4 separate regions of the Homo sapiens genome follow, and regions 1, 2 and 4 are each linked to region 3. The links are chromatin loops, found by intact Hi-C in ENCODE. Cell type or tissue: mammary epithelial cell. All regions are shown on one strand.

The links. Hi-C counts contacts between places; a loop is a spot of excess contacts. Peaks named below come from ENCODE experiments on the same cell type or tissue, not always from the same donor. Only the 100,000 strongest peaks of a DNase experiment are listed, where the experiment ranks them.
Region 1: it touches region 3 in a loop (15-fold over the local background); 38 of 110 quality-filtered maps call a loop at or near these places.
Region 2: it touches region 3 in a loop (15-fold over the local background); 28 of 110 quality-filtered maps call a loop at or near these places.
Region 4: a loop joins it to region 3, with 22 times the contacts of the local background. A loop is called at or near these places in 109 of 110 quality-filtered maps.

The regions. Positions count from the first base shown.
Region 1 is chr9:135,602,544-135,605,043 of GRCh38, forward strand. No RefSeq gene overlaps it. Among named protein-coding and RNA genes, the nearest start is that of LINC01502, 29 kb to the left of the region's middle. In mammary epithelial cell, CTCF peaks have their summits at 332 (motif pointing right) and 1,527 (motif pointing right); no DNase peak of the experiment used is centred here.
Region 2 is chr9:135,796,527-135,799,026 of GRCh38, forward strand. No RefSeq gene overlaps it. Among named protein-coding and RNA genes, the nearest start is that of KCNT1, 96 kb to the left of the region's middle. In mammary epithelial cell, a CTCF peak has its summit at 1,314 (motif pointing right); no DNase peak of the experiment used is centred here.
Region 3 is chr9:136,122,117-136,124,616 of GRCh38, forward strand. LOC107987142 (a long non-coding RNA gene) reads left to right here. Exons shown (of 2, transcript NR_165242.1): 2 at 1-2,249. Among named protein-coding and RNA genes, the nearest start is that of TMEM250, 4.5 kb to the left of the region's middle. In mammary epithelial cell, a CTCF peak has its summit at 963 (motif pointing left); no DNase peak of the experiment used is centred here.
Region 4 is chr9:135,966,650-135,969,149 of GRCh38, forward strand. No RefSeq gene overlaps it. Among named protein-coding and RNA genes, the nearest start is that of UBAC1, 6.5 kb to the left of the region's middle. RefSeq lists an enhancer at 1,802-2,435. In mammary epithelial cell, a CTCF peak has its summit at 1,073 (motif pointing right); a DNase peak (open chromatin) is centred at 1,082.

The DNA of each region.
Region 1 (2,500 bases), 520 kb before region 3:
GTTCGAGACCAGCCTGGCCAACACGGCGAAACCCTGTCTCTACTAAAAAAAATACAAAAAAACAAACAAACAAACAAAAAAACCTGGGCGTGGTGGCGGGCACCTGTAATTCCAGCTACTCGGGAGGCTGAGGCAGGAGAATCGCTTGAACTCAGGAGGTGAAGGTTGCGGTGAGCCGAGATCGTGCCATTGCACTCCAGCCTGGGTGACAAGAGCGAGACTCTGTCTCAAACAAACAAAAAAAAAAAACATTAAAATGTTTAATTAACATGGTTATTCATCAGGAAAAACGTAAATTAAAACTGCAATGCAACACCCGCCCACCAGAGGGCGAACAGGAAGGACGCTGCTTTGTAATCTATGGGGTGGCCTTTGAGTCCTGTGTTGTGTCATTACCCTCGTGGGGCAGCGTGGGGCGCAGGCGTGGGTGCCTTCCCCAGGTCGCGCTGGTCTTTCAGGATGTGTTCAGGACAGCAGTGGACATGGCCACTCCCAACAGTGTCCCCACCCTGCCGCTGACTCCATGGGTCCCTCATAAGGGAAGAGCCTTGTTTCCCCAAATCATCACCCAGTCCTGCTCTGGCAGCCGCCGCAGCACCCTGGAAATGCTGATTGTCCCATCTCACGTAACTGTCACAGCTGCTCCCCTAACCACTGTGCTCCCCCTCCCCTGACAGGGACCCCCGTGACCTGGGACAGCCGCCCCACTCCAGCCTGACGTGACCCCGGCTCCGCTAGGCCTCAGCATGGTTTTCTCCCCCATCGACCCCTATCCCTAAACAACTGCATAGATGATTAGCCATAGATTCCGCAGCCTCTGGACACCCTCCCCCTGGGGCTGCCTCTTTCCCAGGCTCGGGGGCCATGTGGCATCCCAAATCTCACAGGTCAGCATGCACCCTGCTGATGGGTTCCGAGTTACCCCCTCCACGGATGGCAGATCTGCCTCCAGGGTTTTCGCAACTTAATTCCGCTGCACAAGTCCAGGGGGGTTCTTTCTTTCTTTCTTTCTTTCTTTCTTTATTTTAATTTTTTTTTTTTTTTGAGACCGAGTTTCACTCTCGTCACCCAGGTTGGAGGCAGGATCTCAGCTCAGTGCAACCTCTGCCTCCCAGGTTCAAGCAACTCTCCTGTCTCAGCCTCCCGAGTAGTTGGGACTATACGTGTGTGCCACCACGCCCAGCTAGTTTTCATACTTTTAGTAGAGATGGGGTTTCACCATGTTGGCCAGGCTGGTCTCGAACTCCTGAGCTCAGGTGATCCACTTGCCTCGGCCTTCAGAGGTTTTCTAACCCTGGTGCTGATCCCTATAGAAGAGCAGGGAATGCAGTGACAAATTAGAAGCAAGTCCAACATTGCAGGCAGCTGGAGCTCCCGGGGCTGGAGCGTGGACAGAATGGATGCCGAGCCCACAGGCAGCCCCCGAGGAGTTTGTCACCTTGAATCCCGAAGGATTTAACTCATACAAAATTCGCCTCACCGGAGGATGTGCGACCCCGGCCGTTGACGTCCCCACGATGGCCACTTGGTGGCGCCCGAGTCCTCTGAGTGCGTGGAAGGGCCCTGGGAAAAATCGGGCCAAATTTTACAGAAATATTGGTGGAAAATGTGACCCAAGAAGTCCAGCCATCCTGCTTTCATCTGCGTTTATGACAGCCCTGGAGGACAGCAACTGTCGGGCAAGACTCGGAAGCCCCACCGAGTGGACCAGGTGGACTTCTACCAGGGAGTCTTTCTGTGGCCCTAACCCTCGTTCTGAGACACCTGCTGTGCCTGAGCCACCCACCCTCACTCTGCAGCCTAAGAGTCGCAGATTCTTCCTAAACCGGATTCTTCCGAGGTAGGCTTTGCTGTCACCGTTGAGCCGGATGTTCGCTGGGTCCATTGACCCGCCCACCAAGGCACAGAGACCATCACCGTGTGAGCTGTGCACGGCGAGCCCGGCTCAGAGGCCGAGAAGCTGAGACTCACACGGTTGCCTCCCGCCCGCTGCACCTGTCCACCACAGCACGCTCAGACCCCGCAAGGGCCTGGGGTGCCTCCGTGGGGATACCTCTGAGATCCCAAAGCGCACCCCTGGCCGTGCATGGGGGACACACTCCTCATGAGGTGGGGGCGTTTGGTAGGGGTTCCCGGGGGTGCCCTGTGCCTGTGGGTCAAGCTAATTTGGAAACGCTGCCACAGCACTGGCCTCCCCATGTCCGTGATGGTGCATTGAAGAAAGCAGCTTCACCCTTGGACACAGGTGGGCGTCATGACCATGACAACCAGCAGGCCAAGGGGGCGTTCGGGGCAAGAGGGATGGCGGACATAGGGCACCTCAGCCTCAGCCCCCAGCAGGCCCAGAGCATACAGCGGCCAGGTGGGTCTCAGCCTCCAGAGTGTTGCTGACTTGCTAATGAGGAAGGAGGAAAGGAGGGAAGCAGGGAGGGAGGGAGAGGGGAGGGAGAGAACTGCCAAGCACACCTGCAAGGCAGGAGGTCTTGAAGGAGAATCCTGT
Region 2 (2,500 bases), 330 kb before region 3:
GCAAGCAGATGCTCGCCGCTGGAGAGGTCCAACCTGGTCAGGTGCTCAGGCTGCAAAGGGCACCCACGGCAGGTGGCACAGCTGGTTGGAAGCCAGGAAGAGCTCCTCCAGGCAGGCACCTGCTTGAAGGTGCCAGGTGACAGGTGAGCGATGCAGTTGCCTGAGGGTGCATGTACCTCAGTGGGGAAACTGAGGCACGGCCCCTTCATGGCCATGCCGCCTGCCAGGTGTCCAGGCATTGGCTACCATGATCAGCCCCTGCAGTGCCCCTGGGTCCCAGAAAGCTGCCGTCTCTGCCCCACAGCTGCCTGGATGGTTGTGTGTGCGGGCCAGGCTCCAGAGGCCCCACCTTGCATGCATGGAAGGCACAGAGGACCTGTGAGGGGCACTGAGGCACGGCCGCTGCAGGGCAAGGGCTTCTCCTTGAGCAGAAGAGTCAGGCAGGACTGAGGACAGAGGATGCTCAGAGAGCAGCCGGCCCAGCCCCTGCACCTGCCCGGAGCCTCGCTGCTCCACTTGCCCTGGCATTCCCGAAAGCAGGCTGCAGGGGAGCCACAGGGCACCCGGGGCAGAGTCTCACGGAGCCCCCAACTCACACATTCGATCTACTGCTGCGACTCCCAGCCCGCCCCAGAGGACAGCAGCCAGGAGCCCTCCTGACCTCCGAGGAGCCCAGATCTCCAGGGGACTGACAGTGGCTTGACCTCCTGTCTGCTGAGCACCGCCGAGCCTCAGCGCCAACCCCGGAGCTCTGCGCTCTCCCAGGATGCCAGCTCCCATCCAGCTGTTCCTGGGCCCCTGCCCTCACTCAGCCCGCCCTCTGGCACCACCTCCACACGTGAGCTCACTCTCTTTCTCTGTTCCCCTCTGAGCAGCTGAGCTTCTCCAGCCTTCCCCCATGCCGTCCTCTTCCTCACCCCACCCCCAGTGCCCCCCAAAACACACCCTGAGTCAGGCTGGCTCCTGGCCACTGAACATGAAGGGTGCTGCTGGTTCTCACCTCACTTGACCTCCACTGGACACTCACCCCACCCGCCCTCCGAAGAGTCTGTCTTGGCCCTCCTGATGGTCCTCACGCAGCCCCAGACTACTGAGGTTTGCCGGTGCTGACCCGTCTACCAGCTCCCCCAGAAGTCCATCCACACTCAAGTCCGGGAACTCGTCAGCCCACTCCACATTCCAAGTGGCTGTCCTGGGGGTACCTCAGACTCCACGTGTCCAAGCCGATCCATCTGTCACACCCTCAAGACCCCATGTCCTCCCTCAGTGTCCCCCACCCACACCCTGAGGCCACCCGCCGTCTCTCACACGGGCACTAGGGGGCGCCTCTGCCCTCTTTCCTCTGCTTCCCAAGCAGCCTCCGCCCTCTCCAGCATCACCAGGAAACGCTCCCTTTCCTGTGCCTTGGGCCCTTTGCCTGTTCTCTGTAACCAGAGCTGACCTTCAAATCCACCCTATCACTGTCTAAAATCCTGGGGTGCAGCGTGACGAAGCAGCCCTAAATTCTGAGCGTGACGAAGCAGCCCTAAATTCTGAGAGCGGCTGTGAGTTCATGCTGGGGTGGGCCTTGGGGGCTTGGCCACAGCGCCTGGCACCCAGGATGCTCATGAAAGGCACTGATGGCTGTTTGGGACCAGGCATTCTTCCAGGCATGTGTCAAACACGGCCACCCCTGGAAGGCCCTGGGAACAGCCTGACCCTGGCCGTGCTCCCGGCCCTGAGTTCTTTGCTGCAGCAAACCAGCCCTGTAGAGCAGTGCATGTGGCAGGCAGGACAGGTCTGGAGGAAGCAGCCCACGGTGGCAGCTCCACACACCAAAACACCAGCTCCGCGCTGCAGTCTCCGGTACGCACCTGCCCAGGCACCATGCATTGTTCCCACCTCTCACCACCCTCCACCCGCCCTGCTCGGGCCCTGCAGGGTGGTGGACAAGGCTGCCTGGTCTCAACCTCTTCTGAGGCTGTGCCTCCTCCTCCCTGAGGACACCCTCCTGCCTCCTCCTGTCCCCTGGGGGCCCGCACGCTCCAGTGTCTCGCCTCCAATGTTCCATCCTTAAGTCGTGAGCCGCACCTCCTCTCTCCACCACTCCCCCATGGCACTGCGGCCTCGGTCACATCTCTCTACTGCCCATGAACTTCAACACCCCCCAGATGCCATGAATTAATGCAAGCCACCCCTGGCTGGGACCCTTGCCTCCTTGTCTCCAGCCCTGCACCGCACCCAACAGCACACCCAGCCCTATTCCAGAACGAATGAGTGAATGAATGAGCAGATGGATAAATGAATGAACAGATGAGCGAGTGGAGGAGTACGTGAGTGCATGGTCATTCTACTCAAAATACAAAGTCCCAAAGGCCAGATGGCAGCTTGTGGCCAGGGTCCTTCACAGTGTGGCCTCCATTTTTCCTTAAAGTCTGGTCCCCCATCCCCCACCACCACCTCCCAGCCCAAGAAGGCCACCACTCTAATAAGAGAGCAGTGAGCAGCAGGCGCTGGCCGT
Region 3 (2,500 bases):
TGCTGCTGCCCATTGCTTCCAAGGCTGGGATATCACTTGGGGTTTGGGGTGAGGGGACAGTAAGGGGGAGCCCTGGTTGCCCTTTCCAGGAGAATGAGTATTTAAGTGCGGAGTTGTTTATTACTTGACTTCAGCAGAGGCGCCATGGTCGGGGAAACGCTTCATGTGCCTTGGGTTATAGGGCAAGTCCCATCTGTCTGCCTTGAATTTCGGTTTGGAGAATCTGTAAGCTCCACACACGTGGAAGCGTCTGTGCCCCGGGTGTGGGTTCTGATCTTGGTTGTGTTCGTGGCTGGACGCTGTCCTTGAGGCCACCCCTTGGCACCCTTCACAGAAGACAGTGGGGGTCGCCCTTCCCTGGCTGACCCTCCAGAACCGCCAGCCTCCCCTACCTCCCTGTGAAACCAGGGTACAGGGCAGGAGCCTGGACCTCTTTACAGTTGCCTTTTCTCTCTCTCTGTCCCTTCTCCATCTTCCGAGCTCCTACTCGCCCTTCAGGACCCAGCTCGAATGCCCCATCTCTGGGAGGCGCCTTCAATCTTGGGCTGCCCCTTCCGTCACACCCCCTGTCCCCTGTCTCCTGCCTCCCCTTCCTCCTCACACAAAGCCACCCCCGCCTGTTGGTGGCCTGTGTCTCCGCTGGCCCAGGGCTCTCTTGCCGTGGCCACCGTGGGTTTTGGCCTCGTGACCCAGTCCATGCGTGCACAGCGCAAGTAGCTTCCCAGGACACCGATTTCCTCCCCGGCCGCAGCTGCTTCTGGTCCTCTGCCCACTCCCGGGTTCTGCGCCTTCCTGCGCCCCCGGCCTGGCCACAGCTCGGTCACCCCAGAACCACCGTGTGCTGGGGATTTGTCACGGGTTTGTCCTGACGTGTGAGGTCCAGCCGGGGTCCCCATAGCCTCCCTGTCCCCGTCCCTGTCCCCGTCAGGCCTCCTGCTGCGCTGTGGACAGTGGCTTGGCGCCATCTGCTGGGCTGGTGCCTGTGGTGCCGCCAAGCGCAGGAGGGACCCAGCGGCTCCAGGTCTGTGGGAGACTTTAAGTTGGGGCCGAATGTGGTGCTCGCTGCCGACGCAGAGCCCCCAAGCTGGACGGGACCCCTGGCCGTGCGGCTGGGAACACCTGGGGTTGTCCTACCTTTGCAGGGACAGCGAGCCAACCCCTGCTTGGAAGGAGCACTTTCCCCACCGAGGCCGGCCCAGGGCGCGTGCTGAGCAGGTGGGTTGAGTGGGTGGAAAGAATGCAACCCCTGGTTGTGGGACATGTTGAAGCCCACCCCAACCCCTCCAGTACCGTCCTTCTGTCCCTCCACTTGCTGGGGCTGGGGGCCAAGGATGGGGTCACTGTGGGGACTTTATCCAGCTGGTTGACTTCAGGGTCCTGGCAGGGAGTGGCTCTTGCTGCCAGGACAGTAGAGGCCTAGAGAGTCCTATCTCTGACACCAGCCACCTTGCAGGGTTCGGGCCAGGGAAGGGGAAGGGATGGGAGAGAATGGAAACCTCCAGAGTCATTTTAACTGGTCGTTGGACAGAGCCAGTGCGACTTCAAGTTCAATGACAAACCCCCTCTCCATGTCTCTGGGGTGGGGTGGGGCCTGTGGCCCCACAGAGCTGAGCCACCCAGGAGGCCAGGGAAGGAGACGCAGTACACAGGAGGCCAGGGAAGGAGACGCAGTACACAGGAGCCCAGCATCCTCTCAGCTGCATGGACATCTCTACCCAGACCCTTCTGCAGCCACCTCCCCACTTACCCAGCAGGAGACCAAGCCAATCCTTTTCTGCGAAACTGTGCTGGCTTCTGTGACTGTCCTGCAACCAGATAGAGGCCTGAGGGACTCTGCACAGTTTCTGGGCTGAGGCAGAAGAAGCCCCATGGCTTCCCCTCTGCCTCCTGCATGCTGCCTTTTAGCTCTTAGCACCTGCTGGGAGAAGCTGGCCCCAGCGTGGACAAGCCTCCAGGAGACCGGAGCACCCACCGGAAGGAAGGGAGGGAGGGAGGGAGGAAGGGCCATGGAGGTAAAACGAAGTTATTAGGGTGGGCCCAAATCTGACTGGTGTCCGTAGACAAAGGGGAGATTAGGACACAGACATGCACAGAGGGATGACACCGTGAGGACACAGGGAGAAGACGGCATCTGCAAGCCCAGAAGAGAGGCCTCAGGAGGACCCAACCCTGCCCACACCTTGATCTTGGACTTCCAGTCTCCATGACTGTGAGATGGTAAATAAATGCATGCTGTTAAGGCCACGGAATCTGTGGTCCTTTGTTACGGCCGCAGGGCAAGGCAATCCCAGGGGTACTTATTGTTTGAAGGCATCCCATTCTGGATGTTCTCTGATGGGGAGTGATGGGGAACTGTGTACCAGGCACTCCACTGAGCATGGCAGGGGCCTTGGTCACAGCGACCTGGGAAAGTGTGTTGTGGCTGTCCCTGTTTACAGGGGTCAGGAGGTGCAGCAACTTGCTCGAGGTCACTTGGGCCATCAGGTGGGGGCTGGAGGGC
Region 4 (2,500 bases), 160 kb before region 3:
AGTGCCTACTGTGCACTGGGTGCTGCTTTAGGCCCGGGGGTGCAGCAGGAAGAAGATAGACAAGGCTTCCGGTCTGCTGGAGAATGAGCCCCGTGCTCCTAGGGTGGGGGAGGGGCCGCTTCGGGGGCCTCTTCGTTGCAGCAACAGACCCCAGCTCTGACCAGTTCAGGCAGAAAAGGAATTCACGGAGGGGTTTCTGGGGCGCTCTCAGAACCTCCTGTGGCCAGGAGGACCAGGCTGGGCCCCAAGACCATGCTGCAGAGGGGCCTCCAGGAGAGCCCACCACCACAGCCACGCCAGGCACCCTACCCCAGCCCCAACCACAGCCACACCGGGCACCCTACCCCAGCCCCAACCACAGCCACGCCGGGCACCCTACCCCAGTCCCAACCACAGCCACGCCGGGCACCCTACCCCAGTCCCAACCACAGCCACGCCGGGCACCCTACCCCAGTCCCAACCACAGCCACGCCGGGCACCCTACCCCAGCCCCAACCACAGCTACAGGAGCAGGCTCCGCGGCGGTGGCGTCAGCCCTCGGAACTCCCTGCAGCTCTCAGGAAGGGGCAGGCCAGGTGCGTTGTCCTGGAGCTGCCTGCCAGTTCCCCCTGCCTCGTTTGGTCTGGGCGTAGCTGCCCAAGGCCCTGCAGGGAATCAGCGAAGGCCCAGGTGACAGATTCCCTGCATCTGCAGGGGCAGAGCCAGTCCTGGCCCGAGGCCTGGAGTGAGGCCACCCCAGCCTGCCCTGGCTCTTGCCATGGCCCTGAGAGTTCCCTGGAGGAGCCCCAGCTGCCCTGGGTGGTGGCAGCTAAGGACAAGGCCATCCTGCCCACGGTCTCCCCGACCCCTGCCTCGACTTAGCTCCCTGGGCAGATGTGGCCAGAGCCCCCAGCCCCCGTATGGTGTCAGCGCCTGGCTGGGCAGGCCAAGCAGGGTCTCCTGGCAAAGGGGGCTCCAAGTGTGACTGAGGTGGGGTGTGCCGCTCTCATCCACTGCACCCCCAGGTGGCCTGGACCCAACCCGAAACTCAACAAGCAGCAGCCTGGCCGTGGTGCCTCAAGCCAGCCACTAGAGGGTGCAGTTGAGCTGTCAGCCTGCCTGGAGGGGCGAGGTGGTGGGGGTGAGTGTGCAGGCGTGTGTGTGTGTGTGTGTGTGTGTGCGCGCGCGCGCGCGCCTGTGTGTGGGCGTGTTGTGTGCATGTGTGCATATGTGTGCACTGTGTATATGTGCCATGTGTATGCGTGCATGTGTCCGTGTGTGTATATGTGTGCGTGTGCATGTGTGCCATGTATGCATATGTGTGCATGTTCATGTGTGCGGGGGGGTGTGCACCTGTGTGTGGGCGTGTTGTGTGCATGTGTGCACTGTGCATATGTGCTGTGTGTGTGCATGCATATGTCTGCATGCATGTGTGTGTGCCATGTATGCATATGTGTGCATGTTTATGTGGGGGGGTGTGCATGTTGCTGTGCATGTATATATGGGTGCATGTGTGCCTGTGTGTGTGAATGACTCAGGGCCTCGGGGCCTGAGATTGCTGCTTCTGATCCACAAACCCTGCAGGGGGCCATGCGAGAGCCTGGGCTGGGAGCAGGAGCTGGCCTACAGGGGTGGGGGATGCCTGGAGCTCTAAGGACCCTGATAGCTCAGGCCAGCACCTCCAGAGAGGGGCACTGGAAATGGGCCGTAAAGGATGACTAAGAGTTCTCTAGGCAGCAGGAGGGAGGAGGTTGGAGGGCGGCACCGAGGCATTCTGACTCCCAGGCCCCTATGGGTGTGCTGGGAAACCCAGCTTGAAAAGCACAGCTCTGGTTCAACCCCCTGCAGCAGGAGACGCTCAGGTGCAGAGAGAGGAGTGGATGAGCATCTAGTCACTGGTCCTGCTCACTGAAAAAGCAGCATCAGGCCCCACACAGTCAGTCCCTGGGGACTCCAGGGTTCTCGGAACATGGTCCCCCACCCTGCCCACAAGGCCTCCCTCCGTTACTCTCCAGCAGCCCCGGAAAGGGACAGCCGCTGTAGGAGGGTCCTGGGGCTGCTGGAACAAGGCCCTGCAAACCAGGGTTCTTAAAACAATAGAAACGCATCCTCCCCTGTCTGGAGGCCAAAAACCCTAAGCCAAGGCCCTGGCTGGCTTGGCTGCTTTCAAGGCTCCGAAGGGGGGGTCTGTCCCAGCTTTCATGGCACTCCCTGGCCTGTGGTTGCATCACTCCAATCCCTGCCTCTGTCCTACGTGGCCTCTTCTCTGTGTCCTCTTCTCTTCTTATACAGATACCAGTCGTTGAATTCAGGGTCCACTCTAAATCCAGGATGATCTCATCTTGAGATTCTTAACTAATGATATTTGCAAAGAGTCTGCTTCCAAATAAAGCCACATTTGGAGGCTACAGGTAGACATGAGTTTTGGGGTCCCCTACTCAACTCACTGCACCCACGAAGAGGTTATAGGCATTCGCTAGGACAGGGCATGTCCTCGTCACCCTGCCCGGCCTCAACAGTC